2 separate regions of the Homo sapiens genome follow, and region 2 is linked to region 1. A link is a contact called in ENCODE Hi-C data. All regions are on one chromosome and are shown on one strand. Each heading gives the region's core, a stretch centred on a gene start or an enhancer-like site at or near the end of the contact. The rest is flanking DNA. Distances are from core to core; before and after follow the strand shown. Region 1 holds the start of SNX19 (sorting nexin 19). Region 2 has its middle 66 kb from the start of TMEM45B.

Region 1 (6,820 bases), core at 1,598-4,097:
CAAGAATTTTCTTTCTCAACTTCTTCCCTGCTGATTTCTTTTTCAAAATACTGGTACATTTTGTACTTTGTTTTAGGAAGGTAGGTTATTTACCTATGTCTATCTCAGAAGATAGCAAGTTTTTGACTCTTGGAGGTGTGTAAGCAGACTTGGGAACAACTTGACAAGAGATAACATGAAGAGGGTTGGTTGGATTAGAGAGGCAATTCCCCAAGATGGCCTTAGGACAGGCTGACTCTATGTTATCTGGAGAGTTCTATTTGAAAATAAATAAAATACAGAATCCAGGGACCCCCTCCTTAGAAATTCTCATACAGAATCCAACAGAGTCTGTCAGAATCTGTATATCTGAAAGGCAGCTCAAGTGATTTTGAGGTGCAGCCAAGTTTGGGAACCACTGAAAATATAACCCTCAGCATTCTAGCAGCCCTGAGGTTCCAGGATTGCTTGTGTGAGTACAGGATAAACGCTACTCTGCCTTACATATTAGCTTCAGACCATTCACAGAGATAGATGCCTATTGAAAGAACCACTTCAAACTAACAGCATCTCTCCCCCAAGAACATTTGCTTCATGACTGCTTTCCAAACCCACTCCTAGCCCGGGTGAGCACCCACAGCTTTAATCCTGTTACCTTCACAGTATAGAGTGTGTATGGGTGGAATCCAGTGCCACTGTGCTCTCGGGCTGTAATGGTGCCAGTGATACGAAGGTTCTGGATGATAACTGGACCATCGGGACTGCTTAGGGGCTCAAAGCTGAAGGTGGCTGAGCTGAGAGGACCAGGTGGAGAGGAGGAAAGCAGAACTGGTGGCAGAGTAGGATCAAGGGAGCTCACATCATTGGTGAGATCCTTCTCTAAGCATGACGGCCGTGAGGGGCAGGTCTTTTCTGGCCCCTCCAGCAAAGCTGTAACAGAGGCGGTAACATCTCCTTGTTCTATCTCCTTGTCTGCTGTGTCAATATGGATCTCTGGGCAGGAATTCAGTGTGGAGACCGGCAGGCCTGTCTCTGTTTCTGTCCCTGGACCCTCCTCAGCCTCTGCTCCTTCAGATGCCTCACCATCTTTGGGTTCCAGAGCCTGGGAACTCTCTAGGGCACACAGGGCATCCTGAATCCTGTCAGAGAGAAAGCTGCCTGGAGTCATGAGCATGATGGTTTCTTTGCCCAGTTCAGACAGCGGAGACTCCAGCTCTGAGTCTTCACATAAGAACAGGGGACCTCGAACATTTGGCTGTAGGAAATGAGATGAGTTGTTTCCTACTTTTCTTTCTTCACACATCCCACCCAAATCTCCCTCTACAGCTTCGTGGCCTTCTTCAACCTCTGGAGAGGGGCCTGCAGAACCCTCTGGCTCACTGTAACTTAGGAATACTGGGGCTGCTACTGGAGAAGCTCTCCCTTCTGGAAGCTGCTCTACCTCAGCAATCAGTGGCAGAGATGTCGGCACTGAGGGCTGTTCGGGGGCACTGGCTGGGCAGGGTGCTGGATCTCTGGCCTTGGAAAAGATACCCACGAGTACAAGGTGGATCCAGTCAGGATCTGACAGCCTGCTGATCAGTGGTAAGATTACATTGCATGTGATGAGTTCGACCACTACATGGCGTCCGGTACGAGTCTCCAAGTGGGGCTTGGGCACCAGCCCTTGAAGCAACAAATTCACAACGCCACGCGTATAGGTGACTTCAGCACTGGGGCTGTGCACAGCAGGATGTGGGGCAGTCGCCCGGCAGTAAGCCTCCCAGAGGTGGGAAGGCTCAACTGGACCATTCTTCCCTGCAGTGGCCTCCTTTGCCTGAATGTAGCTCTGCAGGTGACAACCGCAGAGAGTCAGAACACTCTGGGCAACAGCATGACTGTCCATCACGCTCATCCTTCTCCGAAGCTCCTGGACCAACCCTTTCATGGCTGCCTCCATTTCTTCCTCAAAGGCTGGCTCCTGGCTCACGGAACGGTACCAAGATAACACAAAATCTCGAATAATCATCTGGATGGTGCGGTTGATCTCCCGTTCCAGCTGCCTTTCTGCCTCAGGGCATGGAGGACAGGTGGCCAACGGGATGAAGCGTTCCAGATGCAGTCGACCTGAAGCCACTCCAGCGAGGCTGGAGCCCAGCCATCCTCCCAGCACCACTAGCAATGCCGACAGAAGGCACAGCAGCCACACGTTGACCAGAAGGTGTATGACCAGGAGCCAGCCAAGCAAGACCCCCACAGCCATCAGCTTCCGGCTACTCAACAGGTTATTGAGGTGACAGCTCGATCCAGCTGGAGTTTCCTGGAACGGTGGCACTGTTTCTGTCTTCATGGCTGAACGGACAAGGTGGCTTCCCCAGATGACAGCCCTCAAGATTTTACTTCAGAGTTAGGGAAGGGGGGCATGAACTGTGTCTCAGATATGGGGCGATCTGGGTGCTGTTCAGGGAACCGGGGCTCCAGGCCCTCAAAGTCCTACAGGCACTGCAAAGCGACAGCTGCAGCTCCGCGTCTCCCCATGGCTACCACTAACAGAGCCCTCCAACTCGCCCCTTCCAGCTGAGGTGTGGCTTTGGAGGAAAACTCTGTGGCCTTCACACTGCCCCAGGCGGAAGGCCTCTTCGGGGCCTCGGGGCGGGCGCTGCAAGGCCCTGGGGCCCACGGACACTTACACACGCAGCGGGCAGCGGCCGGCGAAGACTGGGTCACACGCCGCCGGGAACCGCGCGCCCACACTCAGCCCCGACCTGAAGTGGACTCATCGCGGTCCTCTCCGGGAGCCTCGGCCCTCTGCCGCCGTAAACCTGGGCGACTGCGCTCCGCAGCCGGGCCTGTGTGAAGGCTGACCGCCGGCCGGCCGCCGGCGACAGCTTCCGGGTCGACGTCGACGGGAGCGAGGCATGCTGGGAGAGCGTCCGCGCGCGCCCCGAGGAGCGGCGCTGCCCGGCGCCCTCTGCTGGCGAGGAGCCGCCCTGACGGCCCTGCGCGAGGTAGTCTCTGAGCCTGAGCGTGAGCCTGAGCGCGCACGGGGCGCGTGCTCGCCAAGAGCTGGCGCAGATTTCCGAAGTGCCACGAAACAGCCGCCGCAGCAATCACCGCTAAGACCCAGACTTCCAGGCGCTTTAAAACGCGTCCTAGTTCTGGTTATTAAATGAAGCCTGTCCTTTACTGCTTAGGCACGCTGTCAATAATCCGGTTTATTTTAATTTCATGGAGGCGAAGTTTCATTGGCCTGATGTGTCTTAACATTTATCCGGTTTCCCCTAGAGCCGGTACCCCGCGTCCCCAGCACAAAGACCCTCATTTGTTGTCAGGAATTGCAGAATATAAGGCATGAAACGATACAGAGATAGATTTATGTTGTACATTTCATATACTGTATCACAAAATCAAATTTGTGATTGAGGGTTATTTGCTGGTGGCATTACACAAACAATCAAATATTTTGAGCATCTGCTGTCTTCAATGTGAGAGGCAGCGTGGACGAATAGAAGCAGACCTTGTCCTCCAGGACCTCCTGCTAACTGGGGATGCCAGCGCTTTGAACGCGATTGGCTATCTAGTAATGCCAGTCAGCGTGCGATATAGTAAAATACAAAATCTTATAGGAATTCAGGGGAAGGAGAGATCACTGTGGGTTGCAATGGTTAAGGAGAAGCTCACAGAAAAGGTGCCTTTCTGCTGAGTCTTCAAGGATGAGGGTTTCTATTTCCCTCTATCTCTTCTCGCCTTATCCTCCCCAAAAACATAGAAAAGGAAAGCAGAGATAGAGGTGTCCTTTCAGATAATCCTGTAATATATTTGCTTTGGAATATGCTCTATGTTGGATTGTTTTTGGTTTTAGCAAATTAGACTTCACTTGTCTACACAGGAACCTATAGGAAGACAAAATACCGGAAGCACTGACCAGGTGTCAAAAGTGTTAGTGTCAGTTTTGCGTGAAGCCAGCTTCCATGTCCACCTTGGGCCCTAGGAGCTGTGCCCGCAGGGTGGGTCTCCTTTCCATTTAGGCATAGGATTCGCATCGTTTGCACAGAGCTGCTCATGGTTGCCCTTCGTCCACCTTCTCTGTGCTGTGAGCAGTCTTTCATCATCATGGACTACTCCCTAGATGTTTAAAGGAATCTTCAAACAAATCCCAACCCAAAACTCTGCCAACAAGAAGTGCGTTGCAGCTTCCTGTCTCGTCCATTGCTGCTGTTGGGGCAGAGACTTCCTTTGAATACGAAAGAAGCCATCATTTAGATGTGACCCGTAGTTTACGATTCATCACTTCTAAAGCAAATGGTTTGATTTAGGATCAGTGTCCACTAAGCAGACTGGGCACTCCCGTGAGATGGCAGAATGTGAATCCACGGTTTCACGGTCCATACCTTTTCACTGCTGCCTGCCTTCCCGCAGAAAAGGAACCCGAGAAGTGGGCTCTGCCCCTCTACCTTCCCAGACCATTCTAATGTCCTCAGGAGCACTTAGAAAATGGCAACAATGCTCTGGAGAAAAGTCCCTGCCACCTAGTTGGGAGCTAAAACAGAAATGTGAATGATGAAGGGACTACCGACGGTGCTGAAGACTTCCTGTGGCAGTTCAAAGAGAAAGTTTACTTGGCAGCATAATCTGGAGTGTTCAGGGCAGTAAGGAAGTGACCTTGCAAGTGGGCGCTATGCCACCTGACCAGATGGTCTGGAGCATCAAGGTAGCCAAGAGTGCCTTCCTGATTCTGAAGCGGGTTTGATGGACATGCCCGTGCACTTGTCATTTGGACGGGTGTGAGCTCCTGCCTGGGGGTCTGGGCAGACCCTGGTCTCCAAACAGATTAATCACTGGGAGGAGGTGAGAGTCAGGACTGATGTGCCCTGGTGTGTGTATGTGGGGTGGGGAGACTTGGCCACACCACTCACCATCTGGAGACGTCCTTCCTTCTTTCCTTTTCCCTATTTCTCAAAACATTAAAGGCATAGTGCTAGAGTGTTGGAGAAAACAAGACAAATAAGATACAATAATTCTCCTCAAGGGACTCTCAGTCTAGTTAAAGGAGAGACACATAAATATATAAACGTAATGAAACATGATCACGTGTGTAATGTGATGTGTTCTGATGTGTTGTAATAGAAGTGCATACAATAAAATCGAAACACAAAGCGGGTGGTCAGCTGTGGAGGGGGGTGGCTCATAGACAGTTTTCCCTTAAGTTGGGAAATGAAAAAGAATTGAGTGTATTTTAGGAAATGTTGGGTAGCGAGAGCAAGGGGCAAACAGAAGGAAGGTCTTTCAGGCAGAGGCCTGCTCATAAGAAACAGGCAGAGACCATGAGAGCAGGGGGGCCCGTGACATAGGCCCTGCCAGAGCCAGCCCGCACCCCACTTGAATTTTCTCTCAAAATAGAAGACCAGGAGGCTTCCTAAAGAGAAGCTCAGTGATGGGGCAAGTGAGTGAGAAGAGGCGATGGTATGGAATTATTGCTGTGGGATATAGAAAGGGAGCTATCGAAGGTCAGGTAAAAAGATGAAGTGGGGGCTGGGCGCAGTGGCTCATGCCTGTAATCCTAGCACTTTGGGAAGCTGAGGCAGGCAGATCACGAGATCAGGAGTTCAAGACCAGTATGGCTAACATAGTGAAACCCCGTCTTTACTAAAAATACAAAAAAATTAGCCAGGTGTGATGGTGTGCTCCTGTAATCCCAGCTACTCGGAGGGCTGAGGCAGGAGAATCGCGTGAATCCAGGAGGTGGAGATTGCAGTGATCCGAGATTGTGCCATTGCACTCCAGTAGCCCGGGCAACAGTGCGAGACTCCGTCTAAAAAAAAAAAAAAAGAGAGAAGGTGGGGCTGAGGGACCTTTTTGTAGTGGCACCAATACATATGGTTGAGTTATTTTCTCTGGAGGTGTTTAGTATTGTATTAGTCCATTTTCATGCTGCTGATAAAGACACACCGGAGCCTGGGCAATTTACAAAAGAAAGAGGCTTAATTGGACTTGCAGTTCCACATGGCTGGAGAAGACTCACAATTATGGCAGAAGGCAAGGAGGAGCAAGTCACATCTTCCGTGAATGGCAGCAGGCAAAAAGAGAAATGAACTTGTGTGGGAGAACTCTTCTTTATAAAACCATCAGTCTCATGAGACTTCTTCACTATCATGAGAACAATGGGAAAGACTTGCCCCCATGATTGAATTATCCCCTACCGGGTTCCTCCCATGACACATTGGAATTGTGGGAGTTACAATTCACGATGAGATTTGGGTGGAGACACAGAACCAAACCATATCATTCCACCCCTGGCCCCTCCCAAATTTCATATCCTCACATTTCAAAACCAATCATTCCTTCCCAACAGTCCCTCAAAGTCTTAACTCATTTCAGCATTATCTCAGAATTCCACAGTCCAAAGTCTCATCCAAGACAAGGCAAGTCCCTTCTGCCCATGAGCTTCCAAAATCGAAAGCAAGTTAGTTACTTCCTAGATACTATGGGGGTACAGGTATTGGGTAAATACAGCCATTTCAAATGGGATAAATGGCCAAAACAAAGGGGCTGCAGGCCCCATGAAAGTCCGAAATCCAGTGGGGCAGTCAAATCTTAACACTCCAAAATTGATTCAAAAAGTGGGTTCCCATGGTCTTGGGCAGCTCCACTCCTGTGGCTTTGCAGGGTAGAGCCTCTCTCCCAGCTACTTTCACGAGCTGGCATTGAGTGTCTGGCTTTTCAAGGTGAATGGTGCAAGCTGTTGGTCAATCTATCATTCTGCAGTCTGGAGGACAGTGGCCCTCCTCTCACAGATCCACTAGGTGGTGCCCAAGTAGGGACTCTGTGTGGGGGCTTTCACCCCACATTTCCCTTCCTCACT
Region 2 (6,820 bases), core at 3,131-5,630, 1.2 Mb before region 1:
AATGATTTCTTTTTAACTTCTTTTAGCAGTGGCCAGTTTTCAAATGACATCCTACATGGAACCCATGTATATAAAAATAGATCAAAGTGAAGGTGTTCTGGGTGAAACAGGGTTGGTCCCAGGTCATCACCCGTCGTGGTCCCCAGCCTCAGCTTCCCTGCGTTGATGACTCCAAAGCTGAGTTCTTCTTTGAATGGGGCTGTAAATCCCTGCTCTGGGCCTTCTTGAGGCTATGATGTAATTAATGATTTGCCTTAATTTGTGTCCTCGTCATTCAGTTCATAAACCATTCAAAATCACTCCCCCTGCTTCAGCTTCCACCTTTTTTCCTTCCTTTGCCTCTTTTGACAAAGTCGCCAATAGCTCCAGCTAACTGTTCTCTACCACGTCTAGTCCAAGATCACCCTCGCCAGAATCCCCTGGCTTGTGTGTTAAAGACACAGATCCCTGGGCATCATCGCAGACCGATGGACTCAGAACCGCTGAGCACGGATCCCACCATCTGCAACTTCCACAGGCTCCTCAGATGATTCTCATGAGCCGTTAATGGTTAACTACACAAGGCTGTGCACAAAGCCCCACTCAGCCAGCCAACTTCCCACGTGTGGGGTCTTAACCTACTGAGTGTCATCAAAATGGCCTCCACTTTCTTGAGCCCACCCAAAAGCTAAAGCTAGAGCCAGGAGGGGATGAACATTCCGGGCCTGTGTGTCCATGGCTTCAAGGTGAACAATGACTGTGTGTCCTCGGAGGTGAAAATCCTTTCTCCTGTCTGGATGCTCAGAGGCAGGCATTTTTCTTTTAGGCTGGAGTTAAATATAGTGCTTAATGCTTTGCAGACTTCTGGAGGGAAACAGGAGCAGCTCAGAGCAGTGGAATGTACTGGGCTGGAAGTCAGTCATCTACAGCCACAGCGCAGGCAGACATCGAAGCCTGGGGGAAGCTCAACCCCAGAGTCGGACCACTTGCTTTAGGGGTATTTATTCAGAGGAATGGGACAGCCCTTGAACGTTTTGCATTTTTCCTACAGTTTCAAAGGCAGCAGTGGCCTAAGCCTGTGTATAACTTGCCAGGTAAACTGGCATCATGAGAATTTCCCTGAGCTGAGCGGTGACAATTGTTTTTGCCATCTTGATTTAGAAGCCAGAACAATTCAGAGAGTTGTAGATAGTGGGGGGGAAAGTCATAAAATCCGTTCTCCATATTCTGCCCCCTTTCGGGCCCAAATCAAGTTTGGCTTCTTTCATGAAGCCACTCACATCCCCCTGTCTCCTTCTTTTGAACTCCTATGACACTTATATATTAGTGGCATATATTTTAACAAAGTTGCTTTTTTTTTTTTTTTTAATCTTTGAGACAGAGTCTTGCTCTGTCACCCAGGCTGGAGTGCAGTGGTGTGATCTTGGCTGACTGCAACCTGTGCCTCCCTGGTTCAAGTGATTCTTGTGCCTCAGCCTCCTGAGTAGCTGGGGTTACAGGCGTGAGCCACCACACCTAAGTTTTGTATTTTTAGTAGAGACAGGGTTTCACCATGTTGGCCAGGCTGGTCTCGAACTCCTGGCCTCAAGTGATCTACCCACCCCTGCCTCCCAAAGTGCTAGGATTAGAGGTGGGAGCCACTGCACCCGGCCTCTATTTTTATTTTAGGTTCAAGAGGTACATGTGTGGGTTTGTTCCATGAGTATCTTCATGATACTGAGGTTTGGGTTTCTAACGATCCTTTCACCCAAGTAGTGAACACAGTACCCAATAGGAAGTTTTTCAATTCTTTCCCCACTCCCTCCCCTGTTTTTTATTTTTATTACTTTGCTTTTGTCTCCATGTCCCCATATCATAAGCCTCTTGAGAATGGAAACCACGTCTAAGCTTCCTTGTATCCCCCTCAGTGCCTGTCATGGTGCTGGGTACAGGGGCACCAATGAGTACCTGTTGAGATGAACAGGGACCACCTTGAAGGGAGAGGGCTGGGGAAAGGAGAAGGCAGGCACAGTAAGAGCTCATGTCCTCTGCATACTGGTTACATGCTGGTGCTGTCATCGGCATTTAACATGTGCTAATCTGCTTAATTTTCACAGCTGCCTTATGAGGTGAACCCACCTTACAGAACAGGTGATTTAGGCACAGAGATGTTACCTGAATGGCCCAAAGTCACACAGCTACTAAGAGGCAAAGCCAGGATCTGAACCCAGAGAGTCCAGCTCCAGAGTCCATGATCTTCCATGTCTCCCACTACTGCAGAAGGACAGCTATCCCCTGGTGGCATGTGGGCAGTAATCAGGCCAGAGAAACGGAGGAAGTATATACTTTCCAGAAAAAAATAAACCAGACCTAGAATCCTTATCCCAACTCAACTTGCAATGACCGCTAAAAAAGGGTCTCTTCAGCATAAGGACAAGGTGTCTGTCCCCAGGGCCTCAGCTCTGCTTCTAGCTATCAACATGTCCAGAGGACACTGACTGTGGCCTCTGCTCTCTCCCACCTCCCAGAGCTCCTTCCTGCCTCTTCATAGATGAGGGGAGAGATGATGGGAGACAGAGGGTGGCATTTGCCAATGGAGACTAGCCCCAGGTCAGAGAGCCTGGGCTGGCACTTAGGAGTTCCCTGCTGGGAGCGACCCCCAGCCCAGCTGCATGCACCAAACTCCACCCAGCAAGAGAATTCTCACTGCCCTAGAAAAGCAGCTCCCCAAATTTAAACAATCCTGACCCCACCTTCTGCCTCCTGCACATACTTTCTTTGAAATCTTCCAATGCTGAGTAAAGGAAAGATTATTTGATGTCTCTGAGTCTCATCTCTACAAAACCAACCCTGGATGGCCACGTCCAAAGCTACCAGAGGTAACCCCAGTTCTGCTCCAGGGGAGGGGATAAGACAGCATCGACTGCCTTGCAAGGAAGGATCTTGCAACACGCAGCCCGAGAAGAACCTTTCAAGGAGGACAGGGGAAGACTTTATTTTAAAAGTAGTGACTGTTTCAAGGATCTACCTTATGAAGTAAAAGTGAACTTCTTGCTCCAGTAAGTAATTTAAAAGACAAATACGTTCACAGACATACATAGCAACAATGAAGAAACCATAAACCATCACACCAGTTGTCCAAGGCATAAACTGTCAGTGTGGTTCCAAGAGACATTGGCTTGGTTTGGTTTTGATGGAAATCTCTGTATTATCTATTTTTTCCCTAAATGCAAAGTGAAGAGTGTTTTTATCCTTCCTTTATTCACTCAGTGAACACCTACTAAGTGCGACCTCCAGTCCTCAGGCTGCATGCTGGAGATTCAAAGGTGAATATGAACTCAATGAGATGACAGCCCAGAAGACAGAGATGGATAAGTAAATAGTCTCAAGTGCAGTGAAAATTTTGGATTTCTGGGATAGGCGCTATTGATTCTATAAAGGGGACAAACCATGAAGGAAGAGTTAGACGAACCCAAAGGCCATCACGGAGGAGGCAGTGCTTCTGCAACATTGCGAGGAACTGCAAGTAGTATAAAAAAGCAACAGCAGGCGTCGGGGAAAATAGTGAGAATGAACACTGGACATGGATGTGGTGGCACACCTGTGGTCCCAGCCACTCAGGAGGCTGAGGTGGGAGGATTGCTTGAGCGCAGGAGGTTAAGGCTACAGTGCGCAGTGATTGTGCCACTGCACTCCAGCCTGGGCGACAGAGAGAGACTCTGACTCTAAAAAAAAATGAAAATAAAATAAAATATTAAAGACGTAGACAGGAGTCAGATCATGGAGTAAAAGAATTATTCCATTAATGCAGCTCTTGTAAGCACTTCCATCTGACGTAGCCGAGGACTTGATTCAAAATCCTTTCTTTGACCTGCATTGCCTAGAATTCTCCGAGAGAAAACAAGCTTTGCAGACTCTCAAAGGGAATGTCTGGCCATGGTGGAACGCGGGCCCTTGGAGGACTGGCCGGGGCTATGACTCTGGAAGCAGCAAGGGAGGCAAGTGCGCAAGCCTCACCGAGAAGGGAAGACCAGGCTGCTCTCAGCTCTCGGCCGGGCTCCTCACACACCGGAGTGGGCCTAAAGTTCGAGGAGCTTCTTTCTCCTTTTCTCCCCGCAGTGCTTAACGTCTCGGGCCACGGGCTGCCAGCACTCACCTTCTGCCGAGGCCGCCCTGCGGCCTCCCTGTTCTGAGGCCCCTGCCCCTCCCTGATGAAACTTCCTCGGTGCTAACTTGGCAAGAACAGGCAAACGCTGCTGTGCTTCCCTTTGCCCATGAAAAGAATGAGGTTTAGGGGAGGCTCTGCACAGTCCTGTGCTGCCCGGGAGAGCTGAGCAGAAGCTGTTGAAGCCGGCCTCCTGGACTGAGCTTGGTCCAGCAGCCTATCCACGTGAGAGCCCTGGCTGTCTGGAGGCACAGGGAGCGGCTGGGCCTGCAGCGTCCCACCTGGAGGGAAAGGACGCACCGCGACGGAGGCGTGGGCCCTGCGCCGGTGCTGGGCAGGCGGCGGCCGCGCGCCCGGGAGCCACGCTTCTCCGGCGGAACGCGGCGCCCCCTGGCGGCAGAACGCTTGTGGCCGCCGTTACGCTCGTGTGGAAACAGCGCCATCTGCCGAACGTTCTGTCACATTGCTGATTGGCCCACACAGATTTTGTAAGGATTTTTCCTTCTGCTTGCTTAAATCAGGCCGTCCTGAGCCTATTCAAAGTGTACTTTTGAAATGAAAAAAGAAACTGACTGTACAAGATGTTTTGCTCGCTGGAAAAACGAGGATGAAAGGAAAATGGGTAGCGATTATCTGAATAACATGTGCTTCCTGTCTGTAGTGAGGTGTGAACATGGTGGGGCCGCACGTTGCAGAGGAAAACGCATGCATTTTGGAGTCAGGCAACTGCAATCAAATTCTCACTAGCTCCGTGAGCTAGGAAAGTTACTTAGCATTTCTGAGCCTCATTTGTCCTTATCTGTAAAGTAGAAGTACATTTACCTTGCAGCATTGTAGCAAAAGTTAAATAAAATAATGTGCATAAAATGAAAATTAAATGTGTATGAAGTAAATCAGATAATATGTATAACAGGTAGGCTTTAAAGTATAACATAAAAATATCACATAGACATTTTTCTAATTGTTAGAATCGTGAAATATTCCTGAAATGGATTTATCAAATGAGAAGATGGAATCTCTCTGAGGTATTTTTAAATTTTCTCTACAATGGTTGATTCTGACCTTTCTGTAAAAGACGATCTATTTCTGGGCACAGATCCTAGAAGCAGAATTCTGCCAAAGTGAGACTCCACTAACATTTATTGAATGTCTGCCACATGCTAGACACTTTCAAAGATGCTCTTTCATTATCGCCAGTAAAATCTGAAGCTTCAGGATCTATTTCCTCTTCCCAGCAGAAAGTTTTGCCAGGAATATTAGAACCTCTTTTTTACAGCCTCTCAAGTACTTTCAAGATTACTCAGAAAATCCCAAAACTTTGAACAACCCAAATGCCAATTAACAGGAGAATCAATGATAGTACATCCATACAATGAAACATTACTGGGCAATGAAAAAGACAAACAACCAGATAAACACCGCAGGAGGGACTCTCAAATCTGAGGCAAAAATAGAAAGTCAGGCCAAAAATATACTGTATTTGCATGAAGTTCTAGAATATGAAAACCTAAATGATGGAGATAGAAATCAGAATCGTTGTCCACACAGGATAGGGGTGGGGATTGACTGCGGAGGGGCACTAGGCAACTTATGGGGTGATGGGCATGTCCTGAATGTTGATCTAGGTGCTGGTTGCACAGTTATGTACAGGCAGTGGTGTGCTGAAGCCTGCTGGCACCATCAAGAGAGTGGACTGTTAATTTTTCAGGATGTTTGCAAGCCAGTCAGCATCACATTGATAGCTTGGAATCCACCGTGGTGGAAATATTTATACTCCAGAAATTGGCAAACACTACAAAGCAGGGCTTTTTTATCCCACCAGAGAGCCAGTTGTAAAACATGTATGAACACACAACTGTATATATTTGCCAAAGCTCATTGAATTATATATTTCAGATCTATGCATTATACTGTATGCAAATTATATTTCAAACATGGGGGGTGAGTACAAGCTCTCCGCTATCAGAGTGTGCAGAGCACAGCTGGAGGCCCATGCTGAGCAGCTGGGGAGAAAGGTTGGAATCAGTCATTTCTGGAATGGAAAAGCAAAATTTAAGAAGTCTTTTCAGTCATAATGGGTCTAAAGCAAGAAAGCAGATCAAAATACATAAGCCTCAGAATAGAGGTGCAAGACTGGGTCAGCATTTTGATAATGGCTGCACAGATTGCAAATCATCAGCCTCACCTTAGCAAGGAGGAACTGGAGGCCCATATCAGAATCCAATGTTCATCATCTATAATTTTATTAATTTTATTCTTTAAATCATCACACAGGCCAGGCACAGTGGCTCACACACTTTGGAGGCTGAGACAGGTGGATCGCTTGAGCCCACGAGTTTGAGACCAGCTTAGGCAACATGGCGAAACCCCATCTCTACAAAATACAAAAAATTAGCCAGGCACGGTGGCACATGCCTGTAGTCCCAGTTATTCAGCAGGCTGAGGGTGGGAGAATCACCTGAGCCCAGGAGTTTGAAGCTATAGGGAGCCATGATTGTGCCACCGCACTCCAGCTTGGATAACAGAATGAGATCCTATCTAAAAAAATATATATATATATATATATATACACACACACACACACACACATTTTTTTTTAGTGTACAGTTCTATAATTTTTACATATGTATAGATTCACATAAGCACTGCCACAATCAGGATTCAAAATAGTGCCATCACACCCCTAAAAACTCCCTC

What was found. A loop is a pair of places that touch in the nucleus more often than their neighbours do. Pooled maps may share reads with other maps.
Region 2: a loop to region 1 is called in a pooled map, with 5 times the contacts of the local background. The contact joins the enhancer-like site here to the promoter of SNX19 in region 1. A Hi-C loop is called at or near these places in 3 of 50 pooled maps.

What each region holds. Positions count from the first base shown.
Region 1 is chr11:130,913,632-130,920,451 of GRCh38, forward strand. SNX19 (sorting nexin 19) reads right to left here and starts at 2,848. Exons shown (of 11, transcript NM_014758.3): 1 at 635-2,848. The coding sequence starts at 2,308. RefSeq lists an enhancer at 2,591-2,640 and a silencer at 2,761-3,040.
Region 2 is chr11:129,746,476-129,753,295 of GRCh38, forward strand. No RefSeq gene overlaps it. Among named protein-coding and RNA genes, the nearest start is that of TMEM45B, 66 kb to the right of the region's middle. RefSeq lists enhancers at 3,569-4,070, 4,071-4,570 and a silencer at 4,358-4,457. Within about 2 kb of position 4,381, at least 3 of the 41 ENCODE cell types and tissues checked have a DNase peak (open chromatin) inside an H3K27ac peak, as active enhancers do.